Regions from separate parts of the Homo sapiens genome. Here region 1 is linked to region 2. The links are chromatin loops, found by intact Hi-C in ENCODE. Cell type or tissue: heart right ventricle. All regions are shown on one strand. Region 1 overlaps CPNE2 (copine 2). Region 2 overlaps PSME3IP1 (proteasome activator subunit 3 interacting protein 1).

Region 1 (5,000 bases), 48 kb before region 2:
AATGGCAGAGCCAAAGTGGGAAGGATGGAGTGATGGCAGCCTTGGCTCTGGGCCTAGTCACCATCCTTCCCTGGCTTAAAAAAACCACTGCCTCTTGTTGGGCCTCAGTTTCCACCCCTGTGAAGTAGGACACAGTCCCTCTCCTGCTGGCCTCTCAGACCCTAGGGTTTGAGAAGCTGCCTGTGATTCTCTCAAGTGATGTGTGCAGGGGGAGGTGGCTATGATTGCTCTGGGGCTGCTGATGATGGAGCCTGCCTGACGAGCCCCCACCTTCCTCATTGATTAGGTGCTCACATATGCAGATACGGCCATAGGTGCTGGGGAAACAGTGATGATGTCCTCCTGAGGGACGGGGCAGACAGACACAGGTACATAGACAGATATGTAAAACGATTGTACATTGCAGTGATCTGTGAAGGAAGCAGCATGGAGCGGAGACAGATTACATCAGCCTGGGTGATCAGGGAAGGCCTCTGAGGATGTGATATTAAGCTGACAAGTAAGACCTTTCCTGTGAAGAAAGGCATTCCTGGAAAAAGGAACAGCAAGTGCTAAGGCCCTGAGGCAGGAGAGAGCCTGACAGCAAAGGGAGGCCAGTGCAGCTGGGCCAAAGGAAGCAAGCGAGGGGGAGGGTGGCAGGAAGTGGGGACAGGTCAGGCAGGGTCCTGTCATCCTGGGCACGATTTGGGGTTTGTGTGACCTGGATGAGGAGGTCACAGGAAGACTTTCAGGTAGAGCCATGGTGGCATCTGACTTCTAGGTTTAAAGACTCCCTCTGGCTCTGGTGTGGAAAAGAGAGTGCAGCTGAGCTTGCATCAGAGATTCCTGTTATGGGTCAGGGTGTGTCTGGGCACGAGATGATGGGAGCCTGGCTGGGCTGACATAGTGGAAGTGGGGAGAGGACGGATGCTGAATGCAGCTTGAAGGTGAAATCAGCAGCACTGGTGGCATATAGGAGGTGAAGATAAAAGGAGATTAAGGACGATGAATTCCTAGTTTTCTGGCTAAAACCGTGATGTTCTAGGCCTGTGGCTCAGCACCAATGTCCAAGCCTGTCCTGCCTAAGGGCAAGATGCCTCCTCGCTGGGGTCAGTGGACCCTGTGAGGGCTGAATCCTATGTGTCCGGTTTTTTTTTTTTTTTTAACTTTTAAGACAGGGTTTTGCTCTATCGCCCAGGTTGGAGTGCAGTGGCACAATCACAGCTCACCGCAGCCCCAAACTCCTGGGCCCAAGCCATTCTTCCACCTCAGCCTCCCAAAGTGCTGAGATTACAGGTGTGAGCCACCACTGGCTCCTGTGTGTTTTATTAACTGCATAGCCCCGGGGTGCTCAGGGAGTATTTGTTGAATGAACCAATGAATCAGTGCCTGGGAATTCCCAAGTCCTGTCCTCTCTTTGCCTCAGTTGACCCATCTGTAAAAGAGACCACTAGTTTCATAAACCCCTCTCCAAGCTCCTTGCCTGGGGGGTCTGGTCACCCCAGAAGGGCTGTGCCCATCTGTGCCAGGAGTCAGGACCATGCTTTAAGCAGGCCCTGGCTCCCCATCCCATCCCCCAGCCTGAAACCTCAAATTACCTATGGGGTGGGGGCTGCCCCAGAGGTGTTTCCATCGTGCCCAGATGCGCATGGCAGGCCCAGCCCTCCCTTAATGACACCTTGCCTGCCTGCCCTCCTGCTGGGGTAGGAGGGGAGGGGGCCCCTGGCCCAGCCTAAGCTGTAGTTTCTTTTTCCATTGCGTCAGGCCTCAGGGTCCAGTACGCCTGGCTGCTGCTGGGCTGGCGCAGAGGGACCCACTCTTCCCCCCGCCTGCCCCAACTCCAGACATCATGTGCTCCCCGTTTCGGGGATCCAGAAGCTTCCAGCCAGAGGGTGAGTTGGAGATGGGAGGACCTGCCCCTGGCTCGGGGAGGAGTTCCCTTCCCACCCACCCATTGCTCACTCTAGCCAGGGCCTGAGCCGATCCAGGTGGAGTTGCAGTGAGCTGGGGGCTCCTGGCCCAGCCACCGCCCCCTGCCCCTGTGACCTGTCCCTCCTGCCCACGCCCTCAGTCAGGCTGGAGGGAGGGAAAGGCAGGAGGCTGGTATAGTAACCAAGGCAAGATAATGGGGCTTGGATGAGGCAGAGGGGCGGGGGTAGGGTAGTGATGGGGACAGAAGGAGGTGACCCCAGAGTGTTCATATGAGCATCTGTCATTGTATTTGTCAGTCTGGGTGCGTATGTGTATGTGTGTATATGTGACCACACGTGTGTAAATGGACAAGGAAGCAGGTGAATCTGGGCGTGTGTGCCTGACACCCTCAGGATGAGAAGAGAAGTGTCTGATTTGGCAGCAGGAGATGGTGGCCCAGGTGGCATCTAACATGTCACAGAGGGGGCCTGTGAAGTGAGGAGGGGGTAGGTGAGCTAGAATCCACCTCGCCAGCAATGGTGGGAGATGCAGGGGTGTGGACTGGGTGACCCAGAGGAACTGGTGAACTTGGATACTCTGGGGCCCATCCTGGGTGTGTGTTCAAATGGGGGAATGCCCTTGGCTTCCCCAGCCCTGATCACAACCTGCCCGCTTAGCCTCAGGCTCCCCTGGCCTGGCTGATGTCCTGGCTGTCCCTGCCTAGGTCCCACAATGTTCAGCAATCTCCCCACCCTGGCAAAAGGCCAAGCATTGGCCTGGGAGACCTGATTCACATCCTGTCTCTGCCTTTTCCTGGCCCTGTAACCTCAAGCAAGTGACTTTTACTCTCTGGGCCTCAGTTTCCTCATCTCTAAAATGGGGGCAATTGTCCTGCAGGCATGGGAAGGCGCTCTCAGCCACACAGCAAGACTTTGGACATCCCTGTCTGCCCCCTTCCCCACCCCACCCCAACTTGGCACAGCTGCCCAGCTGCACACAGTAAGAGTGAACGCAGTTCACCAGCTCCTCCAGTGGAAACTGATTTTTACACAAGAATAAATCCTGCAGGCAAATTGTAGTGCTGTCCTGATGCTCTGAGCTCGTGTGATTATAACAAGGTTCTAGGAACAAAGGCTGGGAGGGAGGGGGCTGAGGACCAGCTTCATCGTTGTCCAGATTTTTCCCCTGCCAGGCATGTCCGGGGAACACTGGATCTGGAGGGGAAGCTGGGAGGTCTCCGCTGCCAGCCCCACTCTCACCCTGGCCTCCTGCAGACCGGGGCTTGCAGGGGACTGCATCTGCCCAGCAAGAGGCTGGCGCTCCAGAGTGCACCGTGGCCTGGGTGAAAGAGAGGAGGAGTGGACCCAGCATAGTGATGGTGGCTCGATCCTTCCTGCCTGGAGGACAGCAGCTGCCTCCTCACTGGTCTCTCTGCTACTTCTCCTTAGCTTGACAACCCCTTCTCCCCACAAGGGGCCAAGTAAGCTTTTAAAAACGCAAATCAGATAATGTCAGTTCTCTGCTTCTAAGACTTCCCATTGCTCTCAGAATGAAACTCAGACACCCTATCAGAGCCCACAGCTCCTGCAGGTCCTGGCCACTCTCCCTGCTCCCTCATTGTGTTCCTGCCAGACTGGACTGTGAGCCCTGCACGGGCTAAGACAGAGCAATCTTTTTTTTTTTTTTTTTTTTTTTGAGACAGTGTCTTGCTCTGTTGCCCAGGCTGGAGTGCAGTGGCGCGATCTCAGCTCACAGCAATCTCCACCTCCTGGGTTCAAGCAATTCTCCTGCCTCAGTCTCCCGAGTAGCTGGGACTACAGGTGCACGCCACCATGCTGGCTAATTTTTGTACTTTTAGTAGAGATGGGGTTTCACCATGTTGGCCAGGCTGGTCTTGAACTCCTGACTTCAAGTGATCCACCTGCCTGGGCCTCCCAAAGTGCTGGGATTACAGGCATGAGCCCACCATGCCCAGCCGAGAGCAGTCTTCTTACTGTAGCATTCCCAGCACTGGGACAGTTCTTGGGACCTAATAGATGCTCAGTACACCCTCTAGAGTGAATGAAAGCCTCAGTTTCCTCCTCTGGAAAATTATATTACTATACTTGCCTCGTAAGACTGAGTGAGGATTAGTGACATTGTTCAGGTGACATGCTCAATTAGTGCTCACAAGCACAGTGACTTGGATTTGTGTTCCCAGAGGGGGCCCACCCACCACCCCCACTTACTTCCCTCCACTGGAGAAGTTCAGGGTCAGTAAACCACTTAGCCTCAGGAGGACAAAGTATTAGGGAGTTGGAACCTGGCCATTGTTGGGTAGGTGTTTAGGGGCTAGGTTCAACCACTGGGATGACAGGGCCAGTGTTAAATGCACACATGCCAGTGGAAATGAGACCTGACCACAGGAGGCTCAAAGGGCTGTGTCCTGATGTCTCATGGGCAGATGGGAAACTGAGGCAGAGAAAGCCAGAGGACTTGTCTGCTGGGCCTGTGATGGGTGTGACCTAGGTCCCCCTCCACCCCTTGAGATGGGTTGCTCCAGTCTCACTCACACCTTGCACTCAAAGGAAAACAGAAGTCCTTCGACTGATCACATGTCAGTAATTAACCTTGACTGGAGGAAGATACTTGAGGCCCAGGGCACAGAATTTTGGGAAATTGTATATGAGTGAAAGGGTAAATTGTGTGTTGAAGATAAGGACCAATGCTGGCAGGATCTGAGGCATATGGAGGGTTTGTCCATTCATTCATTTATACACTCATCCTTTTTTCATTCAGCAAGTATATACTGGATGCTTCCTGTGCACCAGTCATTGTGTATGAGCTAGAGATACAGGGTGAAGGTGATAGACAATGAACAAGGGTGAATTTTTAATGTTACTGTTACAGGAAAGGGGTCCCGATCCAGACCCCAAGAGAGGGTTCTTGGATCTTGTGCAAGAAGAAATTCAGGACGAGTCCATAAAGTGAAAGCAAATTTATTAAGAAAGTAAAGGAATAGCCAGGCGCGGTGGCTCATGCCTGTAATCCCAGCACATTTGGGAGACCCAGGTGGGTGGATCACCTGAGGTCGGGAGTTTGAGACCAGCCTGGTCAATGTGGTGAAACCT
Region 2 (5,000 bases):
AACAGGACTATCACAGGAACAATGAAGCAGAGAAGCAGAAGGTGCCTACAAAGTTTTACCTAAATGTCTTGTTTGTCAGGATGGAGCTGATGCGCCCATACTGGCAGAACAATTAGCACAGAGTAGTTCTGAAAAGGAGGAAGAATTCACAAAGCATCAGTTATGGGTGCAGGGAAGTCGCCATCTGCCAATGGGCACCAGAGTGTCACTGTACTGGAAGGGGAAAAGGAGTGGGCTGGATGAGATCCAGGGGCCTCTCTGCCCATGTTCAAAGTCAGTAGCTGCTCTGCCTGCCGGCATCACAGTGTCAACACATTTTGTGTGTGTCTCACTCAGTCTCACACCCAAGAAAGTAAAAACAATTGATGTAGGAATAAGGGGAATGGATAAAGAATGGTACATGCTTATTCTAAAGCAGGAGAGCCTACAGATTGTTGTCAAAGCTCATGTCTATCTCTGTCCTCGAGGCCTCCACACCATCTCCCTCTCCCTCCTCCAGAATCCAAGGGATGAGCCCGTTTCCCTTTATGAGACGAGGTGGAGCAGTACCTCTAGTTTTTGGCTGCTCATGGCCTCAGAGTTGCTGTTTGGAAAGGAAAAAGAGCAGCAGAGGCAGCAAAGAAAAGTACTAGGGCAGCACCTTTAGGTTAGAAATAGATTCCACAGTTAAAAGCACAAGTATAATATGCATTAAACAGAGAAGGGCCTCAATAGAATGGTCACAATATGCAAGTGTGTCCCACTCATTTACAATATTAGGATTCCAGGAGCTGCCAGAAATAAGTCATCTCATTAACATACCTACCTGCAGTTCTGATGTCTGGCTATTAGTAAACAAGGCCTACGTTTGTTTCTCTAAAATTTAGAATCTTAAACTAAATCCTTTATTTCAAAAACAAACATAAAATAATTTCCCAGGCAGAGAAAAGGTTTGAGATGGAAGCGTTCTTGTTAGCAGTCCCTTCCTGCATAAATGGGGTTGGAGAGAGAGGAGAGAGGGAATGGCCAAGGGTATGGAAAGCTTTCACAATGCATGCCGAGTGTGAAGTGACACCCCCAGCAGATGGGGTTTATCATCTTTACTTAGTCACACAACATCAAGGACTGGTTAGTTCCAGGGAAGGGCTCCATTTCACTACCTGGGTCAGTTCTCTTCCCCCGCATGCTCCACAATGCAGTAGAACCAAACAACACATTCATTTACAATAGAATGTTTAAATAACACCTGTCCAATAACTGCCCTTACTTCTTTGTGCTGTCGGGAAAAGAAAAAACAGAAAGCAATAAAACCCAAACCCTTTGGCAAGCCAGCCGGTGCCTATTCTCCTGGGGCATTTTTAGTGGAACTTCGGCTGGGCCTTGCCCTCCTCCCAATATCAGTGAGGAAAGTGGCAGCGGGACAGGTTTGGTCATCTGCAGTGGAGTAGAAAGAGGAACCAAACACGATTCGGGCCACAGGTGGATTCTGGCACATTTTTAGATTGGATTGGTTAAAAATGTCATGTTGTACACAGGATGCAGGCAAAGGAGTTTTTTTTTGAGGGACATAATGCCTATAGGCAGCATGAACGGTCCGATCTACCCTTGGGGAGGAGCTCCCTGTGTAGGGACGGAGAAACTAGGGGGCCTCGAGGAAGGTGTTGGTTCGGAAGATGGAGGAGACAATCTTTCCGGTGGCATTGATGGTGCCTTCGCTGTCTGAGCTGGACTCGGAGTCGCTGCTCCCAGAGTAGGCACCCAGGCCTGGGAGGATGCCGATACATACTGCAGCAGAGGGGCAGTGGATGGAGGGGCCACTCAGGGAGGTGTTTCCGAGAGACTTGCAGGATGAGGGCTCTGCAATAAAAGGGGAAAGACTGTCACTTCATCACCCTTTTCCAAAGTTGGGGACTGACTTACCATGTGCCAGGCACTGTACCAAGGGATTTTCCCACAGAGGAGCCTTAGAACAATGCTATGCAGCCAATACTATCATCACCCTCGTTTTAGAGATGGGGAAACTGAAGGAGGAAGGGAGGCTCCAGGAGGTGAAAGGACTTCTGAAAGTAAAGGGGCAGAGCTGAGACTTGAATCAAGGTCTTTTTAACCCCAGAGCCTGACTACACTCTCTTGTTCCCCATCAAATCCGAGTTGGAGAACAAGCTACTCTGGAGTGTAGCCTAGAGTGCTTTGATTTCCCTGTGCTCACACAGCCGTGAGAATCTGAAAACAGATTAAGAGAGACACTGTGAGCAATATTAACAATTCCATTAAGTTCTCAGCGTATTACACCATTTCTTATTTACTGACCAATAAGCCAGCTAGCACAGATACAATTTTAAGGCCAAACATCAGCTACAAAATAACATTCTTTTCTTTTTAAACATTTTAAAAAATCGGGTAGCCCCCTGGACTAGAATAGGCTCAGAAGGACTCACCAGAATAACGTTCTTTATTAAGAAGGGCCGCTTTTCCCAAGTGGGAGAGAGGAGCAATTCAGAAACCAATTTAACACAACCTTTGCTTTCCAGTTGTGTTCTTTTACAAATGAGAAAACTGAAGCCTGTCAGGTAACATTTTAAGGCCATGCAGAATGTCATCTAGGAGCTGGGACTCTTTTTCTTACAGGAAACCCACAGTTACTCTGCCACCTCAATGACAAAGACCTCAATCTAGACAATGCAGGGCTTGGCTGGGCATGGTGGCTTATGCGTATAATCCTGGCACTTTGGGAGGCTGAGATAGGAGGACCACTTGAGGTCAGGAGTTTAAGACCAGCCTGGGAAACATAGTGAGGCCCTATCTCTACGAGAAAATGTTTTGAAAAATTAGACAGTGCCAAGTGAGGTGGCTCATGCCTGTAATCCCACACTTTGGGAGGCCAAGTTGGGTGGATCACTTGAGGTCAGGAGGTCAAGACCACCCAAGGTGGGTGGATCACTTGAGGTCAGGAGTTCACTGGCCAACACAGTGAAATCCCATCTCTACTAAAAGTACAAAAAATTAGCTGGGTGTGGTGACGCGTGCCTGTAATCCCAGTTACTAGGGAGACTGAGGGAGGAGAATAGCTTGAATCCAGGAGGAGGCAGTGGTTGCAGTGAGTTGAGATCGCGCTACTGCACTCCAGCCTGGGCAACAGAGCAAGACACTGCCTCAAAAAAAAACAAAAAAACTAGTCGGGTATAGTGGTGCATGCCTGTGGTCCCAGCTACTTGTGAGGCTAATGTGAGGATTGCTTGAGCCCAGGAGTTCAAGGTTACAGTGAGCTATGATGGCACCACTGTACTCCAGCCTGGGCAACAGAGCAAGACCCTGTCTCAAAAAACAAACACACAAACAAACAAACAAAACAAAGAAAGAAAGAAGGAGGAGGAAGAAAAGAAAATGCAGGACTTGAAGATGAAAGGAAAAGTTAAGAACTCTACTCCAGCCCTTCCATTCTTCCCTGAAATGTTTCCGGCCTTATTTAATCACTACAACTTGATGTATAGGCATTATCCCCATTTTACTGATGAGGAAAGTCAAATGACTTGGCAAGGTTGTAGGTTGCTTAGGGCAGAAAATGTGAAACTAAACGTGAATCAAAAGAGAACATACGAAAATGATAACCTGAGCTCACTGCAGAGTAAGGGTTGGAGTTCATACTTTGTTGCCACAGGCTGACAAGCATACTACCTTCTAGGGTTTTGCCTTAGATGCACTAACACCTCATTTACCCAGACACCTCAAGTAAATGTGAAAAGAATACACAGTTCCAAGTATAGGAAACCAGGAGTAAGCAAACAATACCACTGAGCAGTTAGAAGAGATATCAAACGGCCCGCACACAAAGTTCAGGAGATCAATGTATTTGCTTGTTTGTGCAAGAAGCTCTAAGAAGGGAAAAGGAAGTTGCCAAAGATAAGCAATGTTAAAACACGGAGATGGAGAAAAGTCAAATGAAAGCCGACAGTGGCTACAGAGATAGAGCAAGGCTACAAAAAAAAGGCAGGAGCAAATACTTGTACTATCATAAAAGCAAATTTCCTTAAGATACTAAGAGTTCTTCCAAATCTGTTAAAAAAACAACCAACAACCAAATAGAAAAGTGAATGGAAAACATGAACAACTCAAAGAAAAAGAAACAGATGAATTTTAAACATAACGGGATAAACAATATATTAGGAGGGAACATGTTAGGAACAGCAAACTTCATTTGCTGTTCAGGGAGTACAGAGAAATTTGGCAAAGTTCTTCGAACTTAAATGATGTTCATAAGAGAACATTCATTGCAGCACTGTTTATAGTAGCAAAAGAGTACTGACAACCAAAATGTCCATTAATAGATGACTAGTTAAGTAATGGACTACTATTCAACCATGAAGAAGAATAAAGTAGCTGAGCATAATGGCTCATGCCTGTAATCCCAGCACTTTGGGAGGCCAAGGCAGGAGGATCATTTGAGCCCAGGAGTTTGAGAACAGCCTGAACAACACAGGGAGACTCTGTCTCTACAAAAAATTTAAAAAATTAGCCGGGTGTGGTGGTGCACACTTGTAGTCCCAGCTACTCAGGAGGCTGAGGTAGGTAGGAGGACCACTTGAACTGGCGAAGCTGAGGCTGCAGTGAGCCATGATCGCACCACAGAACTCCAAACTGGGTGACAGAGCGAGAACCTATCTCCAAAAAAAAAAAAAAAAAAAGAAGAAGAAGAAGAAGAAGAAAGCATCTCTGTGTGTACTGTTATTGAATGATCCCCAAGATATTGTGCTAAATGAAAAAGGCAAGGAGCAGGACAGTGTGTGAAAGTTACAATCTGGGGCAAAGTGGCCATGCCCATGTAGATGCATGTCAGTGTCTGAGAACAATAAATAAAAACTGGTAGCAGAGGCTGCTCAGGGGAAAGGAAATGAGTGGCTGGAAAATGGGGGAGACTTACTTTTTACTCCACATTCTTTTGTCCCTTTTGAATTTTTCCTTTTCTTTTTTTTCTTTTTTTTTTTTAAGAACATAAGGCTCACTATGCTGCCCAGGTTAAACTC

Evidence for each region. Peaks named below come from ENCODE experiments on the same cell type or tissue, not always from the same donor. Only the 100,000 strongest peaks of a DNase experiment are listed, where the experiment ranks them.
Region 1: it touches region 2 in a loop (1.9-fold over the local background); 49 of 110 quality-filtered maps call a loop at or near these places.

Annotation. Positions count from the first base shown.
Region 1 is chr16:57,104,304-57,109,303 of GRCh38, forward strand. The region is part of intron 1 of CPNE2 (copine 2); the gene reads left to right. Among named protein-coding and RNA genes, the nearest start is that of CPNE2, 14 kb to the left of the region's middle. RefSeq lists an enhancer at 1,059-1,658. In heart right ventricle, no CTCF peak of the experiment used is centred here; a DNase peak (open chromatin) is centred at 2,651.
Region 2 is chr16:57,152,672-57,157,671 of GRCh38, forward strand. It overlaps PSME3IP1 (proteasome activator subunit 3 interacting protein 1), which reads right to left. Exons shown (of 7, transcript NM_024946.4): 7 at 1-1,836. The coding sequence ends at 1,619. Among named protein-coding and RNA genes, the nearest start is that of PSME3IP1, 31 kb to the right of the region's middle. In heart right ventricle, no CTCF peak of the experiment used is centred here; no DNase peak of the experiment used is centred here.